Regions from separate parts of the Homo sapiens genome. Here regions 2 and 3 are each linked to region 1. A link is an interaction called in ENCODE POLR2A ChIA-PET data of the cell type or tissue named here. Cell type or tissue: GM12878. All regions are shown on one strand. Links, peaks and the distances in the headings refer to the core of each region. The heading gives the core; the rest is flanking DNA.

Evidence for each region. Peaks named below come from ENCODE experiments on the same cell type or tissue, not always from the same donor. Only the 100,000 strongest peaks of a DNase experiment are listed, where the experiment ranks them.
Region 2: POLR2A ChIA-PET joins it to region 1 with 5 read pairs; 4 of 35 experiments call an interaction of 5 or more read pairs at or near these places.
Region 3: POLR2A ChIA-PET joins it to region 1 with 8 read pairs; 1 of 35 experiments calls an interaction of 5 or more read pairs at or near these places.

Annotation. Positions count from the first base shown.
Region 1 is chr4:163,740,278-163,748,762 of GRCh38, forward strand. The region is part of intron 4 of MARCHF1 (membrane associated ring-CH-type finger 1); the gene reads right to left. Among named protein-coding and RNA genes, the nearest start is that of TMA16, 250 kb to the left of the region's middle. In GM12878, for the core only: no CTCF peak of the experiment used is centred there; a DNase peak (open chromatin) is centred at 4,744; H3K4me3 peaks cover 464 bases; H3K27ac peaks cover 1,550 bases.
Region 2 is chr4:163,663,004-163,671,488 of GRCh38, forward strand. All of the region lies in intron 5 of MARCHF1 (membrane associated ring-CH-type finger 1), which reads right to left. It overlaps LOC107986325 (a long non-coding RNA gene), which reads left to right and starts at 4,372. Exons shown (of 3, transcript XR_001741915.3): 1 at 4,372-4,446. RefSeq lists a silencer at 556-605 and an enhancer at 1,216-1,295. In GM12878, for the core only: a CTCF peak has its summit at 2,747 (motif pointing left); a DNase peak (open chromatin) is centred at 1,038; H3K4me3 peaks cover 366 bases; H3K27ac peaks cover 3,890 bases.
Region 3 is chr4:163,586,953-163,595,437 of GRCh38, forward strand. All of the region lies in intron 7 of MARCHF1 (membrane associated ring-CH-type finger 1), which reads right to left. Among named protein-coding and RNA genes, the nearest start is that of TMA16, 97 kb to the left of the region's middle. In GM12878, for the core only: a CTCF peak has its summit at 1,182; DNase peaks (open chromatin) are centred at 1,049 and 4,819; H3K27ac peaks cover 2,791 bases.

The DNA of each region.
Region 1 (8,485 bases), core at 203-8,202:
CCAGTACCGGTCCTAGCTTATATCATCCTTTCTGTTGTCAAGAACTGTGAACATAGTGAGATTTTACCTTACTTGCAAGCTATCAAGTTAGTCTGCCACAGTTTCATGATGTGGGCAGAGGACACAAGAATCATGGGTCAGAGATAAGGTCAGTTTATTACTTATAGCAATAGCAGTACCCAGAGTGTCACATTGTGCTGGTTCTTCATGGCCCAATCACCACTGAGCAATAGGGTACAGGGCCAGGTGATGTCTATACATTCAGTGGGTTGTGTAACTGGGGAGAAACCTTGAGTTTAGGGAACCAAGTTAATTATACTGGCCAGTAAGTATGCCTGCCCTTTACTGTATACTATGTCTCCCTTCGAAGGATCTTCACTATATAAACATTCTTACAAAGATAGTATGGAACACAAACAGCACTTATGTTAGCAAGATCTGCAGGAATGTAAAAGATTCATGGAGAACTATATTCCAACATAATTTCATGTTAAGGTAATGCGTTTGAGTTGTTTTTACTGAGTAGGTGAATAGTAGAATGAAGAAACTCTAGAGCTCATAGTTCACAAAAGATACATAGTGGCAACCACAGGAAAGGACATTTTTATGTCATCTGCTGCAAAGAAGAGCCCTTGCCATTTTTAAGAATAACATCTGTCAATATGGACCTCTCCTTTCTTCCACTTACACTCTTCAGGTTGCATGTTGTCCTTCTGTGATACCTTCTCTATAGTCTCCTTATTGTCTATGTGGCTCTTTTGTCTACTTAGTCTTTGTAGCACACAGTGAAATGTAAAAATACATAGCTTTTGGGGTCAGAAAACTGGGTTCTAAACTGAATTCTTTTCTACTAGTTATGCAACCTTGGGTAAATAATTTAAAATCACTATCAATTTTCTTATATGTAAAATTAGGGGGCTAAATTTGGAACACTGTTCTGTTACCCCAATTATGTTTTTTACTTGTGCTTTTATGGTTTAATTGATTACGAGTGTTATTGATGTGTTAGTACCTGTATGTGTACAGGCCGGGTGTGGTGGCTCAAGCCTGTAATCCCAGCACTTTGGGAGGCCGAGGTGGGTGGATTACTTGAGGTCAGGAGTTCAAGACAACTCTGGCCAACATGATGAAACCCCATCTCTACCAAAAATACAAATTAGCCGGGCGTGGTGGCACATGCCTGTAATCCCAGCTACTCAGGAAGCTGAGGCAGGAGAATTGCTTGAGCCCAGGAGATGGAGGTTGCAGTGAGCAGAGATTGTGCCACTGCATTGTAGCCTGGGTGACAGAGTGAGACTCTGTCTCAAAAAAAAAAAAAAAATTTGGAAACCTAATATCAGCGTGTTTAAGCAACTGCGTGTTTGCCCAAGATCACAAAGCTGGTACTATATATTGTTTTCCTTCCCGTGTCACAGACAATTCCCTGTGGAATTCTGTCTCACAGGATATCTGGCTTGAAATAGAGAGGATAAGGAGTGTGTTGTCTTTTTTATGTTATCTCTGTTCTCTCTTCTTCAAGCTTCTCTGATATCTCCAGCGAAGTCACAGGGTTCACTAGCCATTGTGAACTGAGGCAATATTATTTCTAATTATTTCTAACACATTTTAATGTTTTCCATTATGATAATATGTATATTTATATAAAACATACAATTTGTTATTTTAATTTCCTTCACAAAGTTGTGCAACCTCTACTAATTTGTTTAGTCTCATCATCTGAAGTTTTTATTTTTGTGTATGCCTTACAATGTGTAGAATAAAGTAGTACAGTAGCATATGCATTTTTAAATGATCTTTTAAAATATAGGCACATTGGGGGGTGTGTCTGCAATTTTTTTTATGATGGTGCATAACCAAAAATCATGGGGACCACTGGCTTAGGGAAATACTCCATGATCTTCTACCACATCCACCAGTTGATCTGTGTTCATCGATTGTGCTCACTTTCTTCTAATTCCTCTTCCTCAGACTGAATGATGTCAAACAAATATGGCAGTCAATTATTGGCTAGTACTAAAAGGGATTAACTCTTCTTTCCCTTTCTCTCCCTCCCTTTCCCTCCCTCCCTCTCTCCCTCCCTCCCTCCCTCTCTCCCTCCCTCGCTACCTCCTTCCTTCCTCCCTTCCTTCCTTCCTTCCTTCCTTCCTTCCTTCCTTTTCTTTCTTTTCTCTTTCTTTCACTCTTCTTTTCTCCTTTCCTTTCCTTTTCTTTTTTCTTGAGACAGGGTATCCTTCCATCACCCAGGCTAGAATTCAGTAGCATGATCACGGCTTACTGCACCCTCAGCTTCTTGGGCTCAAGCCATCCTCTTGCCTCAGCCTCCTGAGTAGCTTGGACCACAGGTGCACACCACCATGCCTGCCTAAATTTTTTTATTTTTTGTAGAGACAGGGTCTCATTATGTTGTCCAGGTTAGTCTCGAACTCCTAGGCTGGAATGATCCTCCCACCCGGACCTCCCAGTGTGTTGGAATTATGGGTACGCCCAGTACTGGAATACCAAAGATTCTGAATCTAAGATGGGAGATCTAAGATAGCACCTACAAATCTGTATTTTAAACTATCACCCAATTGATTTTGTTAGGGGCCAAATATGGACTGGTTTTTAATTAAAGAATATGTAGATGAGACAAGATACCATTTTAAAGTTGGGAATAATTTCTTCATATTATCTCTGGAATTGAATTCTTTGAATGGTTGAAACTAAAAAATTGACATTTCAATAGTCGAACTATTGCTATTTAAGTACAGCTTTAAGCACTTGTTTCTGCAAAGCTTATCTGCTCTTAATTATGAAAAATTAAAGCATTTGCTTTAAACAATATCCTTGATTCCAATTTTAGAAGAGCTACTGGGGGAAGAGGACAGAGGTGAAGAACAACCTTGAATCTGGAAGGAAACAACAGTAAAGTCTGGAATGTTGACTAACACTGGGCATTCACTAGAGGGTCAAAAAAAAGATTATAAAATTATCTGATGTGGCACTAAAACTGCCAGGACAGTTCCACTGCTTTTACTCATTCCCAGCTCTCATATACTCATTACAGATAAGCAGATGAGAAGAGTGGTATGAGGCAGAATTTCCAAGCATCTAAAGATTGTTTTCAGATTAAACCCAACGAACAGGGGCAACCCAATAAGATGCTCTATGAGAGAAATGTAACGTTGAGCGTTTTACCACCGTACCTGATTATGGTAAAGTTAATGTATAAAGTGGACACTAATTACCCACACCTAATTCGCTTCTCTGTTTAAGCAAATTCAATTAAATTAACAAGCAATGGAAAGATGATACACCATCTTTTTTTTTTTTTTTTTTTGAGACAGAGTCTTGCTCTGTCGCCCAGGCTGGAGGGCAGTGGCGCGATCTGGGCTCACTGCAAGCTCCGCTTCCCAGGTTCACGCCATTCTCCTGCCTCAGCCTCCAGAGTAGCTGGGACTACAGGCGCCCGCCACCATGCCTGGCCAATTTTTTTGAGTTTTTAGTAGAGATGGGGTTTCACCGTGTTAGCTAGGAGATACACCATCTTTTGCTATGTAGAGCTAAATAATTTGCTGAAATTAGTAATCTTTCTTAGATTTTAAAAAATAAATACCCAGAAATTGGCACTGAAATAGACATTTTGTATCACAACTTATACTCTCAATTGTATGACAACACAGTTTGGCTACAGCTCCAGCACTGGTTAGGTGTTTGCAATAAATCACCTCGGTTTTAGTGAGAAGTGAGAAGTACTTCAAATGTAGTTGTTCCATAAAATATTAATCTAAATTTGGAAATGGACTGTTATTTTCAAATCAGTTTCTATTCCATTAGCAGGTGCTGGAGCAGTTTTCAAAGTGACTGCATTCAACTTACTCACAGGGACAGTGATCAATTTATTACTGTGTGCATTTATTTCGCCAAGACAAGGTTTCCAAGGACCCACTGGTTGAATTTTCACGGCATTTTATCTGCATTTTCGAACCAATTTTTTTTTAGGGGAAAGCCTCAGGGTTAGGTTTTTCATATTTATTTCCATATTTTAGGTGCAGAGTTGTATTAGAAGTCCACACATCCCATGAAAGGCATGGAAAAATAGAAAGTTATTCATCAGATTGCAATGGACCTCTTATATAGTAAGTATCTCCTCATGTCCTTGTCTAGGTATCTGAGTCAGCACCATGTATTAGAATAAGTCTGTATTTTTGAGTCAATCGGAATTTGCAGTTACTTAAGCCCTCTGATCTTCAGTGACTTGTCTATAAAATGGAAAAACATACTTAATTTGTTGGTAAATAGTGTGTAAGTGTCAAATAAATATAAGTGTCCAGAATAATACCTGTCAAATAAGGAATATTTACAGAGCACTTTTTTCTTAATCGTGCATTGCTTACATTATAAATTAGAAGAGAGTGAAGTCAGATTTTACAAGAAAATGTTACACCTTTTCCTTGTAAAACAAATAATTATCCTTTTACATATGTGTGTTTATATCCTTTAATGTATGTGCCTCATTTCACAGGATTGAGTCAAGCTGTAAAAATATTTTAAATACAGTAAAATTGAAAATAAAATAGAGCCAGAAAATATATTGACTAAAGATATAAAAGAGAGAAATATAATATAGAAATTATGAAAAATAGACCTTAAGTCCATATACATTTTTCCCTACTAAATAGGCCTAAAAATTAGGCTCTGTGCTCCCAAGGGACCAAAAGCAAAAGGGAAAACAAAACCAACACCAAACTGTAGCTTACTTATTTTAAACAGCTTAGCAATCTCACGCCAGAAGTGAAACTTTTCATAAGAGAGTGCCAAGAAGTGTTGCATGCTCGTTTTTTCTTTTTCTTTCTTTCTTTTTTTTTTTTTTTGAGACAGAGTTTCACTCTGTCACCCAGGCTGTAGTGCAGTGGCACGATCTCAGCTCATGGCAACCTCTGTTTTTTGGGTTCAAGCCATTCTCTGCTTCAGCCCCCCGAGTAGCTGGGATTACAGGTGCCCACCACCACACCTGGCTATTTTTTTTTGTATTTTTAGTAGAGACAGGGTTTCATCATCTTGTCCATGCTGATCTTGAACTCCTGACCTTGTGATCCACCGGCCTCAGCCTCCCAAAGTGCTGGGATTACAGGCATGAGCCACCATGCCCAGCCACCATGCTTGTTTTTTAAGGCACGTGTAGTAGGTAACATACTCGACCCCGCTGATACAAATACACAAGGGAAGAGCTCTGAATGAGGTCATCATGCTGGAGGAGCGCCAGGGACACACTCCAGCTAGCAGGTAAGTATACTGAGTCCTGAGAAGCAGTTCTCAAATAGCTCAATATGGATCCCTCTTATCTCCTCACCTTTTACCCTCAAACAATAAAACATCTAATCAAAATTTACATTCTCCAATTGCTCATCCAACAACATGCCATGAGATAACTCCCAGGAGCTAGCAATGTAAAAGCAAGTGAGCATCCTGCATGGATGGCACTGTTGCTTTCCTCCGAGGAGTTTAGGAATTTCTTTTCACCTTACAGAAGCTGGGTTGTTTTGAAGCTGGTCAGTTTAGTAATGCATAGTCTTATAGTTTAAAAAAAAAAAGAGACTTTATTTTTTAGAGCCGTTTTAGGTTCATGGTAAAATTGAAGGGAAAGCACACAGATTTCCCATATTCCTCTTACTGCCACAAGTGCATAGCCTCCCCCATTATCAACACCCCCCACCAGAGTGGTACATTTGTTACATCAGTGAACGTACACTGACACATCACCCAAAGTCTATATTTTACATTAGAGTTTATTCTTGGTGTTGTTCATTCTATGGGTTTGGACAAATGTATAATGACATAGATCCATCTTTACAGTATAATACACAGCAGTTTCACTGCCCTAAAAATTCTCTGTGCTCTGCCTATTCTTTCTTCCCTTCCTCTTAATCCCTGGACACCATGGCTCTTTTCACTTTTATCTAGTTTTGCGTTTTCTAGAATAGGTGTAGTTGAACTCAAACAGTACATAGCCTTTTCAGATTGTCTTTTTTATTCAGTCACGTGCATTTAAGTTTCCTCTATGTCTTTTTATGGCTTGAGAGCTCATTCTTTTTGGCGCTGAATAATATTCCATTGTCTGTAGGTACCACAGCTTATCTATCCATTCACCCAGCGGGGACATTTGGTGGCTTCTAAGTTTTGACAATTATGCATAAAGCTGACACAAACATTTATGTGCAGGGTTTTTTTTTGTGGAAATAAGTTTTCAGCTCATGCTGGTAAATACCAACGAATGGATTTCTGGATGGTGTGATAACAGTTATATTTAGTTTTGTAACAAACAGCCAAACTGACTTCCATGATGGCTGTACCATTTTGTATTCCTGCAGTATCCTGTTCGCACACTCTGGTTTTTTGCTCTCCCTTTTCCCATGCCTCCATTTTCTTTTTCATGATTTTTTTGGAAACACATTCTGATAATATATCAGCATGTAATATTTTGACTGAGGCTTTGTTTTCTTAGAAATATGGGCTAATGTGACTGACATCTGTATCGTGCTACCCATAAGCTGATGGAATCACTTCACCTCATGAGCCATCATCCTCATCATTGTGTATCAGCAGTGAGGGAATTTTGGGGATTGAGGCTCCTTTCTCAGAGGCTAAAAACTAAATGAAAGCGCAAATCCGGAGACGTAAGTTGACCACTGAAGCTTGTCTTTGATCTTGAGCACATTTTCAAAGCTGGGTGAACTTGATCAGCAGTTTCTAGTACAACACTTTGCTGAGGTAAAGGGAACAAAGTTCAGGGTCTGCCAATGGTACCGTCGAATAGGAGAGAAATGTATAATCTGCAACGTTAAGGGGCTGCACTGTCAGTGTCATGACAAAAAGGAAATGTTTCATGTCCTTTCACCGTACTACAAAGAAAATTGTCTTTCACAAACCATGACACTTAGATGAGGGGAAAAATATTCTCCTTTGAGAATTTGTAACTATTGCCAGCCTGAATCTACATTAGCTGACTGGAACAAAATACCTCAAGCTGAGAATTTATTGTAAAGTGATCCCAAGCTGTAGTGACCCGAGGTACTGGCAGAAACAAATATAAATTTTCTCTGATGGAACTCCCGTTTAGGTCTCAAAATAATTCCCACAGGTACGTTCCAAGATATATAAGCTCACAGTCAAAACTCGAAATTCACAAGAAAACAAGCTATCATGTAAGACCCAGTGAATTTGCTGACAGTTGAATTTGACATGCAAAGCCTTTGAAATCTGGTAGTGTGAGACAAGCCATATGCTCAAAATGTTTAATAACATAAATGACGGGATTGAATATATAAGTCAAGAAGGAAAAAATATCAGGCAGATTCCTAGAAAAATGGAACAAGAGGACCAAATTGAACTTCTAGAGCTAAAATAACATAACAATATAACAACTGAAATTTAAAAACTCACATAACAATAAATTAGATGCCACTGATAAGAGAATTAGTTAGCTGAAAGTTATACAGTGAAAGAATTTACAAAGAATACAGAAAACAGAAAGAAATATAACAAAGACATTTAGAGACCTGGACAACTGCTGGGTCTGTCCCGTGGACCCTGGCCAACGGATGAAATGAGTACTCAGACACAGGTATGCGGTATAAGAGCAGCTAGGTGACTGTCTGACTCTAGTGGCCAGAGAGCAGCCCCGAGAAGCTGGAGCTGCTTGCTTTTATTCAGTGCAGGTACAATGCCAAAAACCTGGAGCCCACACAACCTGTAGGTAATTAACATTTATTGTTCCCCTTTCAGGGAAAGTCATGTGCCTGGATGGTCAAAGGTCATTTCCTGGTCAACATAAGTAAACAAGCCTGTTAAGGATACATTCCCCCACATTCCCTTGTACTTACTCCTTGCCCTCTGCCTCAGGGTTATAGAACAGCTACCTTCAGCTATTCTCCCCCTGGGGCTCTACAGAACCTTCTGATCTTTCAGAAGATTTGCGTCCTTTCCCTATAGTTTTTCCCACCACTCTGTTCAATCCCCCACAGATGACTGAGTGAGAACATCTAACAAATATCTGACTAGACAAGAGAATGAGGTAAAGGCTACATTTAACTATTCTAGGTCCTTTGTATTTTTATATATGTTTTAGAATCAGCTTGTTAATTTCTACCAAAAAAAAAAAAAAAAAGATCCCACAAGCTCGCTGGCATAATTAAAGGTATTGCATTGAAACTACAGTCATACTGGGGATAGCTGGTATTGATTCACTGTTCCTCAAGTGATCAGGCTGCATGCCAACAGGGAAGAGCTTACTGCATAATTCTGAGTTGCTGAGAACAGACAATGTGCCTGCCAGGCTCAAGTAAGACAGCATTTATGTATGGAAAGAACAGAGAGAAAGGTTACTAGATCTGGCCCATTGCCAGGTGATCCATCCCTCAGGGCCAGGGATCGCCTTTCAAGCCTATGTGAGCAGTGTGGCTGCACACATCCCATTTCCTGCTATCACAAAAAGATCTAGTTCCCT
Region 2 (8,485 bases), core at 83-8,082, 77 kb before region 1:
TAGGGGATTCCCAGGTCATGCAAACAATACAAATTTAACCTTCTAACTGGAGTGTAATATAAGTCTGTGATTACATTACTCAGAGAATTTGTTTTTTCTTGTATACACAGAATTCAGGCCAAAATAAAAAGTCAAGCTTCTTTTTATCTCTCTGTGTGGATAGTTGGATATTTTTTCCTAGTGGATGCTTACACAGAGACTATAGTATTTTAAATCATCTTTTTTTTTTTTTTTAGATTTAGGGCTGTTTAAGTGTACATCCCACTCAGGCCCATTGCTTTATCTTCTGTTTCTGCCTGGGCACTGACACCCTTGCCACTAGATGATCACAACTGACCACCCCCCAGGGCAGCCACACTGTCAGCTCTCAGGCCAATTTCTCTGGCTTATGTTTCTCTCTTCCTTTCTCACTGCTGGAGATTTTTCTTTTCTTTTTCCTAGCACAGCTGAGTATAAATAAGGACATTTGTTATATTTTTATCTAGCATTTCTATGTTTTTATATTCTGAATGATTTTGGATCATCTCGTCTGCAACATTGCTTGTCTCTAATTGTCTTATTTTCATCTTTGCAATCATGGGTTTTACTGGCAAGGGAGCTGAAGCTTGTGGAGGATAAATGACTAACCCAAGAGTGAGCAATAGGTGGCAGGGCTAAGGCCACGTCTCTCCTGGCGCGGTGCTCTCTCCAACATGCTGTGTCCCCAGATCTCTTCTATGTCTGAAACTTTCTGATTTCAACATAGACTAATATCTATAAGCTCATGCTAATATCTATGATCTCATATTCAGAAGTGAGAATCAAGTATATAAAAATTGATAGAAACTAAAAATCTTTAGGCTTTAATATTAGCCTCTTACTACTAGATTGTTTATCAGAACTTTGAGCTATTAACACAGTTATGTCAAAGCTTTCATGTACTTGAAAAAATGGGGCAGCTAAAAAAAAAAAACTGCCAAAAACATCAAACAGCTGACAAATGCAATCAGCTGTGATACATGAATTTGCATTGTCTAACTGGAGGTTGGACACTGAAAAATAAACCGAGTACTCTCACTACCCTATTTTTCATAGGCAATGGAATCTAAAGGCACTTTCAATGCTGTAAAAGCCTGACAAAATGTTTAAGAAACAAACAGGAAGAAGTTTAAAGCAAAGAACATGTGTAAGACCATCTCTATTTGCCTTTTCCTGAGAAAATAATAAATGTACTCCCACATGTAATTTTCACAGCATATATAATGATTTTGCTGAGAACAGATTGCTCAGTACATTCCCAGATGTATACAGAAGATCAAGTTAATGAAAAGATACTTTGAAATACAGTAACTGGATACTATTTTAAAATAATGTATGCAGTTCATATCAATGATTTTCAAAAAAAATTCTAAGGCAGAGAGGCCCCTTTTTCCAAATTAAACATGACAAAGAATGCTTAAATATAAAAGAGATGAAACTTAAAATGTTTTCTTTGAAGAAATGGAGGAGATTTCCCCAACACCCTAGCCAGTCAGTGCCCCACCTACAGAGAACTCAGCTGCCCTCAGACTTACTTAGGAACAAGCCAGATTCTGTAAGGAGGGGATTTGAATCTAAAAATCATGTTTTAAGTTCCTAACATGCTAGAATAAAGACATTGTATCTGTAGGGTCAATTTATCTAGTGGACACATTATATATAGGGCTTAGGACAGAATAAATCAGCATTATAAATAAACTCTCAAAGATACTCCCCATTTTATTATAAATTTGTCTATAAACATATTAAATTACTTTTTAATAACCATAGGCTACAATAAAGACATTCTATCAGCAGGGTCAATATATTTAGTGGGCACAGTATACATAGGGCTTAGGGCCTATGATATTTTCAAAGGCCCAAGAAAGCATATTGATTTTAATTTTAAAATTAGAAAAATTAATATAATAAAAATGAACATATCATAATGAACCCAGATTAGATTATATTTAGCTATATGCTAAAATAGTCACAAAATACAATTTTAATATTTTTTTGGAGGAGGGGTCTACCAAGGTAAAAGTGTCTAAGGCACACAAAGGTTGTAATTCCGCTGGGTCTATCTTAATGTTGGTTACTGGACACAATGCTATGGCTCTGATTCTAGCAATTTCAGAACAGTCCACAGAATTAAGGCAAATTGATTCTGTCTCTGAATTTTAGTATATGGGAAAATTCCCATGTCACTCTTGATGTCATAATATTTAGTAATGTAGACTAAAATAATGATACAAATGCAAATTACAATGTTTTTTAATTGCGTAAAAGGTTCTTTCAAGGATATGATTGAAGAGAGATGCCGAAAATGCTGCCAAAAATGGGATCTTGCTTTGGGTGAGAACTTCATTAGCTATGGCCTACAAGTTCAGATGTTCTTATGGCAGGATGACTTAGAGGAACTGTCTAGTCTTTCCATCTTAAAAAAAGATTTTTTTCAATGTGCATTTTTAGGCATTAAAGATGACTGATGATGTTCTTCCACTAACACTGTAATTTACTTTTGTTACAACAATTTTTACATATGTGATAACAGTCAGTGTTCGTGTGAAGATATTGATGGAGCGTGTATAGCACTTAAGAAAATAAAAACCTGTTAAGGTCAACTGTGAACTAGTCCCCTTTATTCATCGTCTTCCCTTTTGTTGTGAAATTTTGTTTTCTTTCATAACAAAGAATAGTGAAACCCTAAGTAGAAATCTGACCACTGCCATCTACTGTCTCAGACAGAATAAATCAGTGTTATAAATAAACTCTCAAAGATACTTCCCATTTTATTATACATTTGTCTAAAAACATATTAAATTACTTTTTAATAACTATAGGCCATTAGTTTTACTCCTCCATTGGGCATACCAAGATAATCTCTCAGAGGTTAGAGTTTTTGGATGAATGCTGAGGAGGATACTGTACCCAGTGGGTTACAATGGGTAACACTTCTACGCCCCTTCAGGCAACCATCAATGTTCATGCCACATGCAGACGTGCTCACTAAAATTCTCCTGTGGGAAGTTGAAAATGTCTTCTTTAATTACTGTTAAGCATTGTATATACATCATCACTCTAAATATGGAGAACAAGCCTCAATAGAAGGCCCAAGTCATTAATATCATTGCTTCTGTCTAGTTTTAAAGTACTTGGTTAACCAGAGCATCTGAACCATTTGTTCACGAGTCTTCTGAAAACCATAACGTGTCATTTGATACTATCACGTGGTTTGATAAAGTTTTGACCTTGATAACATACGGCTTTATAATAATATATATTTTTTCCATTACATGAGCTTCATCTTGTAGGTGATTCTGAAACTGATTTTGAAGGAGTATTTGAGCAGTAAAAAAGTGCATTTTATTTTATTGCTCCTAAGCAATTCTTCCACTTTTTAGTTACACCCAACCCCCTCAAAAGTTCCCAGTGTCAGTGCTGTTTAAATGTTGCAGCAATAGGGATTATTTCATGCACTTATTATCCAGAATTTTTTAAGGAAGTACATGTTCAAACACACCATTTGCATCTCCATAAATATAAAACAACCATTTTAAATAGCAATAGCTCATCCTTCTTGAGTTGACTGCTGTGTTTACTCTCAATGAATGGATAGAACATTTATCATGGTCTTCATTGTTCAGTTTATTTTCAGGGAACAGTAGGATCAGACAGAAGATGTCTTGTCACAAGAAATTTTCAGATTTTTTTTTTTTTGGCCTATTTTCAGGAGACTTCAAGGTTCTGCTTTATACTTCCTGTTTCTAACCACAGTTATATGTTCCCATTTTAAAATGTAATTTAAAAACAATTTAGAATTCTAGCTTAACAAAGGTAAATAGAAATGACACTAAAACTGAAAAAACCTTGCATTTTTGATGTTCTTGTGTTATGCGTGGACTCTGAGGACTCTAATCTTTTTGAGAGAAGGGACCATTTTAATCTTCTATCTATACCCTGCTTTGTTGTTTAATTAATATTTGGTGGCTAAAATAATACGGGAGAAATTTTATCAGCAAAAAATTTGTTCAAGAGTATTTTTTTTAAAGCTAGTAGTTTGTTGGGTACAAAATATTTTCTAAAAAAATCCAGCAGTGTGACTGCTTGCAGACATTCTGATAAGGCACATCATGAAGTTCTTTTTTTAAAAAAAAATTTATATTTTCAACTTTTATTTTAGATTCAGGAGGAAAGGTGAGGTTCTTGAACTGCAGGTGGCAAAAAGAAGTTGTGCTGGAGCGTGGCATTATCATAAATGACTCAAGCTGCATTCTTGGCTGAAACTGCAAGGCTAGAACCAGATGACCCACCAACAAGTGAAAAGCACCACATTTTTAAATCACTAACTACATTTGATTTTTTTCCCTTACAGTGATATCTTCGACAACAACAAAAATACCATATATATTAGAAGATGTTGAAAATAGTGTTCTACAGATTGAACATGTGAGTCATAAAACCTTTTATTGACATCAAAATAAACACATTTATTTTCCATAATCTTCAGTTAAGATTGGAATTATGTGAGAAGTCTCTGGAATAATGGAATATTCCAGGGGAGATCTCTGTCAGTTTTAGGGAATTTTACCTGGTTATACCACTGCATAATGTCCATTATTATACAAACTTTTTTTTTTTTTGAGATGGGATCTTGCTCTATTACCCAGGTTGGAGTACAGTGGCATGATCTCAGCTCACTGCAACCTCCATCTCCTGGGTTCAAGCTATTCCCCTGCCTCAGCCTCCCGAGTAACTGGAATTACAGGTGTGTGCCACCACACCCAGCTAATTTTTTGTAATTTTAGTAGAGATGGGGTTTCACCATGTTGCCCAAGCTGGTCTTGAACTCCTGAGCTCAAGTGATTCACCCACCTTGGCCTCCCAAAGTGCTGGGATTACAGGTGTGAGCCACAGCGCCTGGCTGCCAAACTTAAATTTAATAAAAAGTATGATTTTTACGGTCCTGCTTTTGAAAAAGCAAATTTGGAAAGATCTGTGTTAGAATGAATGTGTACATGGTCCCTATCACAATCTGCCAGCTATTTCTCATTAGAAACAATATTGGCACTTAGAGATTGAAATATGCTGTTTATTTGACATCAACATATGACCAACTGATCATGATACAGTTATAGCACTCTCTGTGATGTAGACTACCATTCTTTGGGGAAAGTTTACTGCAGTTTTGTGGGCATAGTCCAAACATCCAGTTTCACAAATTTCACTGCCAAGCTGGCAATGAATTAGTGAATTTCATTCAAGAGAACTGCTGGGATCCTAACCTCAGTGAGGCAGAGAGCTAAGTGCCAATAAAGAAAATGAGTAAGAAAGACATAGTAAGTACCTGCCCTCAAGAATGGTCTTATAGGTGAAGTAGATATATAAACAATTAATGAAAAAATACTATTTCATAATAAATCAATAGGATCGTTGCACATACATGATAGAGACTAGCACAAAAGAATGACTCATTCTAAGAAGGAAGAAGAGGAGATGGAGGTAGAATGGGCAAGGAAAAGTTAGAGTATATAACAAGTGGGGTGGTCTTTAGGAAAGATCAAGACCTTACCAGATACATGTGGGATGGAAACTGTATTGATGACAGATAAACAGCAGAGCATGTTAATTATTGTTGAATCACAGCATCAGTAAAGAGCTGGGTGGTGAGACTAGAGCAGGCTAATCACAAATAAGGTAAGTTGAAAGCATAAATATGGCTTGGGGTAGTATCTCCAAAAGGCAAAACCAAATATAGCAGAATCCAAGAAAAGGAGCCAAGGACCACAGTTCTCAAAATTCCCTTTCCTACCTACTGCTAAGTGAGAGACCTCTGGGAGTGATTTGGGAGGTAGAGGAGTCAAAGAAGTCATTATTCTCCAGAGGCATTTGTAGCTAGGTGTGTGGGCCGACCTGAGATTCACAGTGGCTTTCTGGTGAGTCCTTGAGATCCATCCATTTCAGTTCTGCAGACTGAAAGTTCATGGAGCTTCTGAGAACTTCTGGAGAATTACAGCTGCTTTTATTAAGCACTTCTCTGGTGCTTCAAGCTGAGTGATTTTCAGTGGAAGCTTCTCAGATTTTCGTTTCTGCAGATCTTCCAGGGTTGACATAAGCCTCGAATTCTTACATTAAATACTTTATACCTGGAGTACGTACATTGGTCTTTCTTTTTCTGAGTGAACGCTGACTTGGCTCTGGTTTTATTGTCTTGTCTCATTGTACTCCTAGTTATCTTTTATCATTTGACCTTTTATTAGTAAGAGTGCTTCTCAGAAATAATTTGAGGCAAAGTGAGAATTTAGGCTTGCTCATGCCAAGCAAGTAGTACCACTATTAATTTGGAATCTTGTTAATTCTATTCTAGGTATTGAAATAATTTGAAATTTGAAATGATCTGCAGGTGACGTGAAGCACCACTACTTCCTGCTAACACTTAATCCTTGGGCTCAGGCTGGAAGAAACATTGAAAGCAGGGTGTATTTTCCAGGACTCTGAGAGGGCAGGTCCTGGACTCCTACTTCCAAAATTGGTAAATACCTCTAGGGAAAAGTAGCCCCAAATGCCAAGGTCTTCTTTTGAGATGTTTGAGATGTTTATCTTTTTTTTTTTTTTTGAGATGGAGTCTCACTCTGTTGCCCAGGCTGGAGTGCAATGGCACAATCTTGGCTCACTACAACCTCTGCCTCCCCAGTTCAAGCACTTCTCCTACCTAAGCCTCTCAAGTAGATGGAATTACAGGCACCTGCCACCATACCTGGCTAATTTTTGTATTTTTAGTAGAGACAGGGTTTCACCATGTTAGCCAGGGTGATCTTGAACTTCTGAGCTCAAGCATCTGCCCACCTCGGCCTCCCAAAGTGCTGACATTACAGGTGTGAGCCACCGCTCCCGGCCTGAGATGTTTATCTTCTTATGGATCATTGCCCACTATTTTCTCACCATCTTCTTAATTCTCCAAAGCCTACAAAGAGATTATTTTTATAATTTTTCAGCTTTTAAGATGTCTTTGGAAGGAATCATGATCCAAATTACTTAGTCTGTAATTACAAGCCACCATCAGTGACTTCTTCCAAAGTTTCTTTCTTTAATATCATTTATTAAACACAAATTGCTCATCAGACATAATAAAAAATTTCAGTTAGGTTAAAAAGATTAAAATTAAAAATATGATATAAAATTAGGGAAAATCAGAAAGATAATTTTAGTTTGATAAGGGTTTTTCTAAGTCAGACATAAAAACTAGAAACCAGGAAGAAGGGGCCATGGGGGGAGAGAGAGATTTTTTTATATAATAAATATTTCTGTTTATTAAAAAATAACATGACATCAAAAGACAAATTATAGACCTAGAGTAGGATCTATCTATCTATCTATCTATCTGTCTGTCTATCTATCTATCTATCTATCTATCTATCTATGGAAAAATTCTTATATATGTGGAAAATTTTATTTACACGCATCTATTAATCCCTCAATTGCACTTTCATTTTTCATATTTTCTTACTTTGTACATTGTTTTCATTTCTTTCTCTTTTGTTTCTGTTTTTTTCTTTCTTGCTTGCCTTCTTGCTTTCTTTTCTTTTCTCTCTTTCTCTCTCTATATATTTTTTGGTCTCAGTTTATTCTTTCTATAGCCTTACATTCATGCTTTATGGATTCAAAGACTTCTTGCCACCCACTGAGGATATGGAATCATTTTCTAAAAGATTATTCACTAATTCAATGTATATTTATTGAATGCTGACCATCTGTCATACAAAGATTTTAGGAGCCGGGAATACAATACTTATCGAGAAACACAAATGTTTTTATTTTGGTAGTAAATCACTGTAAGTGTTCCTTTTATTTTTTTCTGAATCTTCAAGTATTTCCTTTTTAGCTTCCTGTAGTGCCTAGCAATGGTGAATTTGTTTTTATTTCTGTTTATTAATCTTTGACCATGAGGATAGCTAGGCTGACCTAGCAAATGGTAATGGAAAGAACATGAAATTCATTGATTTCACCTCTTCTGAGTTCATTTGCTTGCTGCTTCAGCCCTTTCCCTTGCATTTGACTGGATAGTTGATGAAGGATGTAGCTCCTTGCCCAGTTCCCTGCTTTAGCAGTTGGATGCAGAGGGTATCTTCTCTTAGATCTAATACCTAGACTTATAAATGGATGAGATGAATGAAAACAACACTATCACTATTTATTGTTACAAAGGCTCTTGTGTCTTATCTCTTTTGATGGCTACAGCCATTTCTCTGTAAATCTGCCTTTTATTTTCAGGAAAATGTAATTACTAGCAAGATGTGCAAAGGCTGAGATGGACTAAGTTGAGTGAATCAGCACTCTGTCTACTTCAAAAGCAGAATACTCACAGTACGGGAATAGCTGCCAAAATTTTGCTTTAGTAGAGATTTATAATTTGAACAAGGGATCTGGTAAAGGCAGAGTATAATAGTTATCCGACTTACTTTCAGAAAGAGCACAATGCAAGTGTTTT
Region 3 (8,485 bases), core at 83-8,082, 150 kb before region 1:
CTGTCAATAATCATCATTGTCTAAAAAAAATCACAAAAATCACTGGTTACATAAAATTTGAGTACAGAAAATCCTATTGTTTAAAAATGCTAATAAATACATCTACCAATGAATTGAGTTGAATTTGTTTCTGAACTACTATGAATTCTAGTTTCACAGATTTATGGTCTGAAATCATTTTATCTCATATTCAGATTTTAAAAAGCAATTTATTTTTCTCTTTGGATGAGACAAGTCTCCCATAACTTTAGCTGGTGAATTCAAATCTCAGCCCTTTAATAATCTGAATGATGTAACCAGCAGTTAGACATGGCTAATAAATTTCATTAGAAATGTTGCTTTAAATCTGTTAAATATATACACTCATATGTTTACTGCAGCACTATTCACCATGGCAAAGACATAGAACCAATCCAGATGCCCATCAGTGGTGGACTGCATAAAGAAAATGTGGCACATTTACGCCATGGAATACTATGCAGCCATAAAAAGAATGAAATCATGTCTCTTGCAGCAACATGGATACAGCTGGAGGCCCTTATCCTAAGTGAATTAACACAGAAGCAGAAAAACAAATACTGCATATTCTCACTTATAAGTAGGAGCTAAATATTATGTACAGAGGGACACAAAGATGGAAATAAACACTGGAGATTGTTGAAGCGGGGGAGGGTGGTGGGAAGTAAAGTTTGAAAAACTACCTATGAAGTCCTTTGTTCACTACTTAGGTGATGGGAACTTTAGAAGCCCAAACCTCAGCAGCATGCAATACACCCATGTAACAAACCTTCACAGGAAGCTCCTGAATCTAAAACAAAATTTTACAAAATGCAACATAAATGTGCAATGTAACATTTAAACTTTTTAAAAAAATCTACATAATTGCTTTTTTTGAGCTGAGTCACAATGGCAGGCTGGAAGAATGTATGAATCACTGCTACTGTTCTTTCCTTTAAAGTGTATAAAGTATATATAGATACAGATATATCTGCTCTCTCCCCAGGGGAAATGAAATGGCTGCTCACTCAGATAGTGCAGAAAGATACAGGAACTGAAACCCAACATTGCCAGAGACCTCAAAGTAAAACAGTATGGCAGACTACACCAGGATTTTGAACGAATTTCTTAAGTAAAAATAAAGTGAGCAAAAAGGAACACTGCCATCTAAAGTCCCGGGGTGGAAGTGCTGGGATGAGAACACAGGGAAGGTCCGTATTAATGTCCCCTTCCCCCTGAACTGACTTAGGAAGCAGCCACATTGGGTATAGCACCACATATGAAAGGCCAATATGTTAAGGGAAAATTAAAAATTATCTGAGTGCCTATTTTTAATATAAAAACCTGAAATAGCTTCTCTCCAAACCTAGGCCTCAGAAACTGGACTTGTTACACTTTGTGTCATGCTTGTTGCCAGTTTAGTGTCATAGCATAGATGCTCAGTAGATGTAAATTGAATAGAATTGAATTCAGTCAACAAAATATGACTTATTACAAAAGCAGCCAGGAAAAGTAAATAGAGGCTTCTCTAACACCTAATTAAGTTGTAATATTTATTTTTGGAGCCACTAAAATCTAATAAATTATAGACAATAAGAGTTTGATATTTCTTAACTCCTTGGACATCCATCTCCTGCCTCCACAAAAAGAAAATCTCTTCAACCGGGGGTCAGTAAACTAACACCCAATTCTGTTCACTGAATATTTTTAATCAATAAAGTCTTATGGGAACACAGTCTCACCCACTGGTTTATCTATTGTTTAGAGCTGTGTTTGCAGAGTAACAGCAGAGTTGAGTAGTTGCTGCAGAGACCATCTGGCTGCAGAAACTAAAACATTTACTATCTGGTAAATGATTCAATTCAATATTTACAATCTGACCCTTTCAGAAAATGGTCATAGATCTCTGTCTTAAAGCACACACGTGATTCTGAGTTAAAGACAATGTATGAATATTATTGACAATAATAAAAACAAATTTTACAAAATAAATCACTCTAACCTCTGCAATTAACAATAAAACTGAAGTAAAAGTACACAGAGAAACACACAATAAAAACGAAAACCCCACTTGGCCTGGCATTAATTCCTGTTGCTTCCATGAACAAAATGTCTTATTTGAAAAAAAAAAAAAAAACTGCAGGTAATGCTATCAGATAAATTCATCACTAAAAAAAGATTGTGTCAAATGCTCTACAGGCACCAAAAAGATTTTGCAGCTCTGATTTTTTCATTGACATTGAAAAAGTAATTTATTCATAAACTGCTTTAAACAGAGACCTTGCTGGTTACTGAGTTCAAAGTGACCTGACCAGTTTACTATCGTCCAGCTTCTTATGTCTCATAAAGTCCTTTTTAAAAATTTCTGCTAAAACTACTACCTGAAGCACCACTAACAACATCATTTTCTCATAAAATTAAGGTTATTTCCCATAGGGAAAATCAAAAACTTGGTTCATTTTTCATTCCCATTTCACATGATTTATTTTTATATATTTTTAGCATTTTGAAATTTTTCCAAATTATCTGGCTCAAGTTGGACCTCAAGAGTCTTTTCAAATCATGTTGAGATTGTTCTAAATAAATTTAAAAGCTAAATATCAACTTCAAATATCTACTAGAAATAAAAAATAATGTGATCGTGCCATTAAAGAAAGAATTAAATAATTCCTAAATTGATATACTTCACACAAATCACAATCGCTGAATTATAAATGGAAACAGCAATGAAAACATAAATATGCCTTTCCAGCCGAATAATTGTGTAGAGAAATTGATTTCAATAATGTAATAAAATTGCATGGCAAAATATTCGTAATTTTGGTACATTTTTACCTGATGGGAAGTTGGGGCTTGGGAACTGAATGATTCTATAAAATTATTGGTGATCCACATTGGTATCTGTCACCTAGTGACAGCTACATACAAGCTGAATTCACAGATTTTACTGGCATTTTAGTATTTTACCAGTCTGCTTGCAATCCAGTCAGCATATGTTGAGACTTTTACCATTTATGACTGAATAAACTCTTACTTTTACATTATTTCTAGCTATCTGTGAATAGCAGACCACATAACGCTATGCAGCAAATTAAATTTTAGATTTTGGTGTGTGTGTGTGTGTGTGTGTGTGCTTCACATCTCTTGCTTTAATGTTTGAGTTTTAAGAAAAGTAGGGGTCTTTTTTGGGTCTTACATATCTTAAAATGGTCTTTAGTGCTCCCTGCCCCCATCCTTTGCCAAGGTTTCCTGGCACTGGTAGAATCATATTTTTTTCTTCATAAGTTTTTTTTTAAACTCATCACTAAAAAAAAAAAAAAAATCTTTGTGAGGGCCATAGTGTTATGCAACGCTGGAAATTATTAAACTCTTTCACTCAATAGTCATTTCATTCCTGCACAGTTTCTTGGTTTTTGCTATATGCAAAGAAAATCAGACATCTCAGTGTCTTTCATATCTTCTTCCTTTTCATCCCCACAGCAATTTCTCTAGTGGTTTTGAATTGTCAACAGATACACAAAGTATCTTTAAGACTGTGTTCCTTCCATCAGGAAATCATTCTTAAGATATGCAGTTATTTAGATCCTCTTAATATACTGCCACTCTTCAAGAACTCTATCACCAATCATATAAACCCAAATTGCTTCACCTTCTTTTCATATGAGCTTGTACAATTTGAGTTTACCTTACCTATTCAGGCATATTTTCCACGAATCTCTGACATACAACCACAGTGGCATCGTACAGAGTTTAACAGCTAATAAGCTGTGGGTTTTGCCACAAATAAGTTATTGCTGTGCCAAGATCTTGATTCCTGTTAGCTTAGAGGGCAGTTTTGAGGTCTTGGGTGTGTTGTCCATTCACCCTGGTTGACTCACAAATGTTATCATGTTCTGCGTGTTGTAAAAAATGTTGGGAAACACTGGTGTGGCTATTGAAAATACAATCAGCATTATATTTGTAGTTCCGCCCATCTATACGTGTTAAATTACTTAATCTCTGTGTTTCAAGTTCATCATCAGTAAAATGGGAGAATAGTGGTGATAGACTATTAGGAAGAATTAAAGTAAGTGATCAATTAAGTGACAATAATTATTAATAATCAATTATTTCATATGATTATTAATTAATTATTGTCACTTAATTGATCACTTAATTTAATCCTTATTAACAGTCTATGACCACTATTGTCCCATTTTACTGCATAACAGTCTACTAAAAGTAGTATTTATTAAAATTAATGGTCAGATGATTATTTCCTGAGTGTATTGCATTCTCTATATTAAAGTCTGTCTTTGAGAATTTCCTCAAGTATGTTCTTCATACCTTTGACACCTTCCCTCTTTTAATAATGCCTCATCTAAATTAAGACTCATCTAAATTTCAGACTCACATCCCTAATTAAACAGCCCCTAGTTTTTCCTTCCCTACAATGCTCTCTCCTATTTTTTGAGCTGTCATTGCTCTTAAAGCCTATACCACACAGATACAGTCTCTGCTGTTTGTTAACTGTTTCATTTACACAAGTTCTGGAATTATGAGCTGAATAAATTCATGTTTAATAATTTTATGGGGGCAGGATCTTTTTGTGGATTTGTATTGATATTCAGAGTAATTTAAGTTATGAGAATGTTAAGAAGTCAGGCTAAAGATGGCAAAGCACTAGACCATAATGGACTGGCTTTCATTAAGCTTCTATTTAAACATTTACAGAGCACAGACCAAAAAAAGCCAGCTTAGTCAGATCATATGGCAATTCTCAGAAGTTGTTACCAATGACCAGTGTTTTGTTTATGTTTCGGGAAAATTCACTTACAGTGAAAGTGAGAAATTGTGATCCTTTTATATACCATGAACTCTTTAATTTGCATTTGAGGAACTGAATTGAGGTGTAACAATTTTATACCCTATCTGAGCAGCAGAGGAAGTCAAGCAAACTGATCTGCAGTGGAAAGGAGAAGTAACATACTTCATAAATAGAGAACAAGATGGACAGTAGTTAATATCATTCAGACTAACAGCTGTTTGCAGCTACTCTTATTGACATGGAGACAGCAAGCAATTTTGGACTGTAAACAAAAAGGCATTATAAGCCAGATTTCTAAGGTTTCCTTAACAGAAACGAAGATAAATATCCTAAGCCATCATTCAGCCTGAGATTTAAAATACCTTGAAAACTCAAGTTCAAAATACAATCATGACATAAGAATAAAAATATTTTACCAACAGATAATACCATTTTTGTAATCATAAGTTTTGTCATTCTGAATATGTACTCTTTTTTACATGTGCAGACGAGTGACAGTTCTTCATACATATGTGATTTTTTAAAAGTGTTTTGTTTTCTCAAAGGAATATTTTCAACTCAAAAAAGCTGCTACATAGCATGACTTCCTGAGTTTAATTTCATGCCCTAATTTGTCACCACTGACTTGGTCAAAACCTCAGACCATCTGCACAGAGCTGTAGGGAATGATCAACAACAAAGACAATGACATGGCAATGTCCCTGGCTTTCCTAACTCTATTCCTGGAGCTGATCCAAGAGTCGCAAGTAATCAGCCACATTTTTTTTTTTTTCACCACCAGACATCACACTGATGGAAAACAGTGGAGAAGAAGATAATGATCACCTTGCTTGGTCAATAATGAAAGCAGAGGAGGCCAAGTCTTATTTGAATTCACAGACATTGAATTCTGCAATGGATTGGGAAGATTCTATTGGAATTGCTTCTCTTGGGTGTCTCATCCCCTCTGGAGATGGTTCGATGCCATTGATACTAGGACTTTAAATTCTGCTTGGGACTGAGGATTCCCACTGAGATTCTATTATCATCTAGCCTAGTGGTTCAGTCTCATAGTGGGCCGGAGCCTCTTTGAAGACTATCTGAGAGGTCTCCATGGGCTCTTGAAACACATTAAGATTCCCCCATTCCCTCTATTGATGTGTGTAGCCCCTAGGAGTCCCAGTCAGTATATCTAGCAATCTTAAGATCAGCTCAGACTGTCCAAATCCTCCAAATCAGGAGAAATCAAAAGCTGGATTGCATCTTTTAGGATAATCCCTTCCCTGTTAACCATCGCTTTACTGCCCTCTCTATACTCATTGGTTAGCTCAGAGGACCATGTATTTCTGCATAAAGGAAATGAGTTCCCCAGTGCCATTTATCTTTCCAGATCCTACCTTACAATTTTGATGACTTGTGGATAAGTAAATAGATAATATATATTGAACGAATATCCGAAGGTTATGATTTTCTCTACATTTGCATATGTCATAAATATTCATTTTATATCAGCTTTGAGGTCTTTTTGGGTGCATTTGTAAGACTGACAAAATTAAACTAGAGATATTTCTAAGCAAATGTGCTTACAGTTATTAGGCTAAATTTTTGTTAGCTGCATACATTGAAGTAAAAAGGCAAAACAAAGGGACAGATAATAAAAACTCATTTGGCTTTAATATGTAGCTATAATCAAAGAAATATATATGGTCAGATACAGGAGAAGGCTTTTGTATATACATAATAACAGCTATCAGAAAAATTATGCAGTTATAACCTTTTAGCCTTTTTCATTTCTGCATGTGGCAGAAATTCTTAATTCAAACTGATTTTCTGATCTTTTTTTTGTGATGGCTAGGTGTTTGAATTTTTCTAAGCTCATCCTCAACCATGACTTCCTTCCAATTTTGTCCACTCATTAATCTTATCTGGCTGAGCATTACATCAAAGAAAGTCTCAAGTTGCCATGGATAATTGACAAAGCAGGCACTTTATTTACAGATAACCAAAAATGCATTGAATTAGAAATACGCCTTTGCATATGAATTCTTCTACAAAGGCAAGTAAGTACAAAATACTGATGTTTTACAGCAGTTCCAACCACATTGAGTGAAGAATGATCAACTTTTATTCATTTATTCACTCATTCATTCATTCATTCAGTCAACAAGTAATTTGTTGCTTATGTATATATGCAAGGTTTTATAAGGTCCTATGGTAAATATAAAGATGAATTAGTCTCAGTCTTTTTCCTTTAAGAAGTTTATATTGACAGTTTATGCATCAGACAACTGCAAAATTAGACAGGATACATTTAAAATGGGATGTGTGCCATGTCAAGTGCTGTTGTATGCAAAGGAGTGAAAGATCATCTCAGATTGGGGACCGGGGGAGGGTAGAAAGTTTAATGGAAGATGTGGCATGGGAATTGGAATTGAAGCTGGGGTAGAATTATGGCAGATGGAGAAGGATGTTGGTAGAATATACTAGGCATAGAAGATGTTTTCAGTCAATGCTTAGAAGTAGGATTGACTGGGTAATTTGGTAACATTATGTGGCCAAGTATGAAAAGAGCATGAAAGTTCTTACTCCAACTAAATACAATATTTAGTATATATTTAGTATATTTATTTAGTATATACAATAATACCACATTATTATTATATGATATAATAATACAATTAATTACTTTAGTAGGGAGATATCATGCTGAAAAATAAAGATTACACAGAGCCTGGTATTTCCCTCAACCAGTGCCAATACACACACACACACAAACACACACACAAACTAACTTTAATTGTATTTAGTTGAGTAGGAACCCACTACATAATTTAAATAAAAAATTAAGATTACATTAAAAAATGAGCAAAGGAGCTAAAAAGACATTTCTCCAAAGAAGACATACAAATGGTCAACAGCTATATAGAAAGGTGTTCAAAATCACTAATCATCAGGGAAATGCAAATCAGAGTCACAGTGAAATGTCACCTCGCACCCATCAGAATGGCTATTATCAAAACACAAACACACACACACACACACACACACACACCCAAACCCAAACAAGATAAATGCTCCTGAGGATGTGAAGAAGTTGGAGCCCTTGTACGCTGTTAGGAATAAAAACGGTGCAGCTGCTATGGAAAACAGTGTGGAGGTTTTTCAAAGAATTAAAAATAGAAATACCATATGAGCGAGCAATCCCACGTCTAAGTATCCAGAAGAATTGAAATCAGGACCTCAGATAGGTATCTGAACTCCCATGTTCATTGCAGCATTATTGACAAGAGTGAAGCTACGGAAACAACCTAAATGTCCATCAACTTATCAATAGAGAAAGAAAATATGGTATAAGCCAGCGAGTGGCTCATGCCTGTAAACTCAGCACTTTGGGAGGCCAAGGCGGGAGGACTGCTTGAGCTCAGTTTGAGAGTGAAGCTACGGAAACAACCTAAATGTCCATCAACTTATCAATAGAGAAAGAAAATATGGTATAAGCCAGTGAGTGGCTCATGCCTGTAAACTCAGCACTTTGGGAGGCCAAGGCAGAAGGACTGCTTGAGCTCAGTTTGAGACCCGCCTGGGTAACACAGTGAGACCCTGTCTTCACTAAAAATAAAATAAAAAAAAAATTAGCGGAGTGTGGTGTCATGTGCCTGTAGTCCCAGCTACTTGGGAGGCTGAGGCAGGAAGATTGCCTAA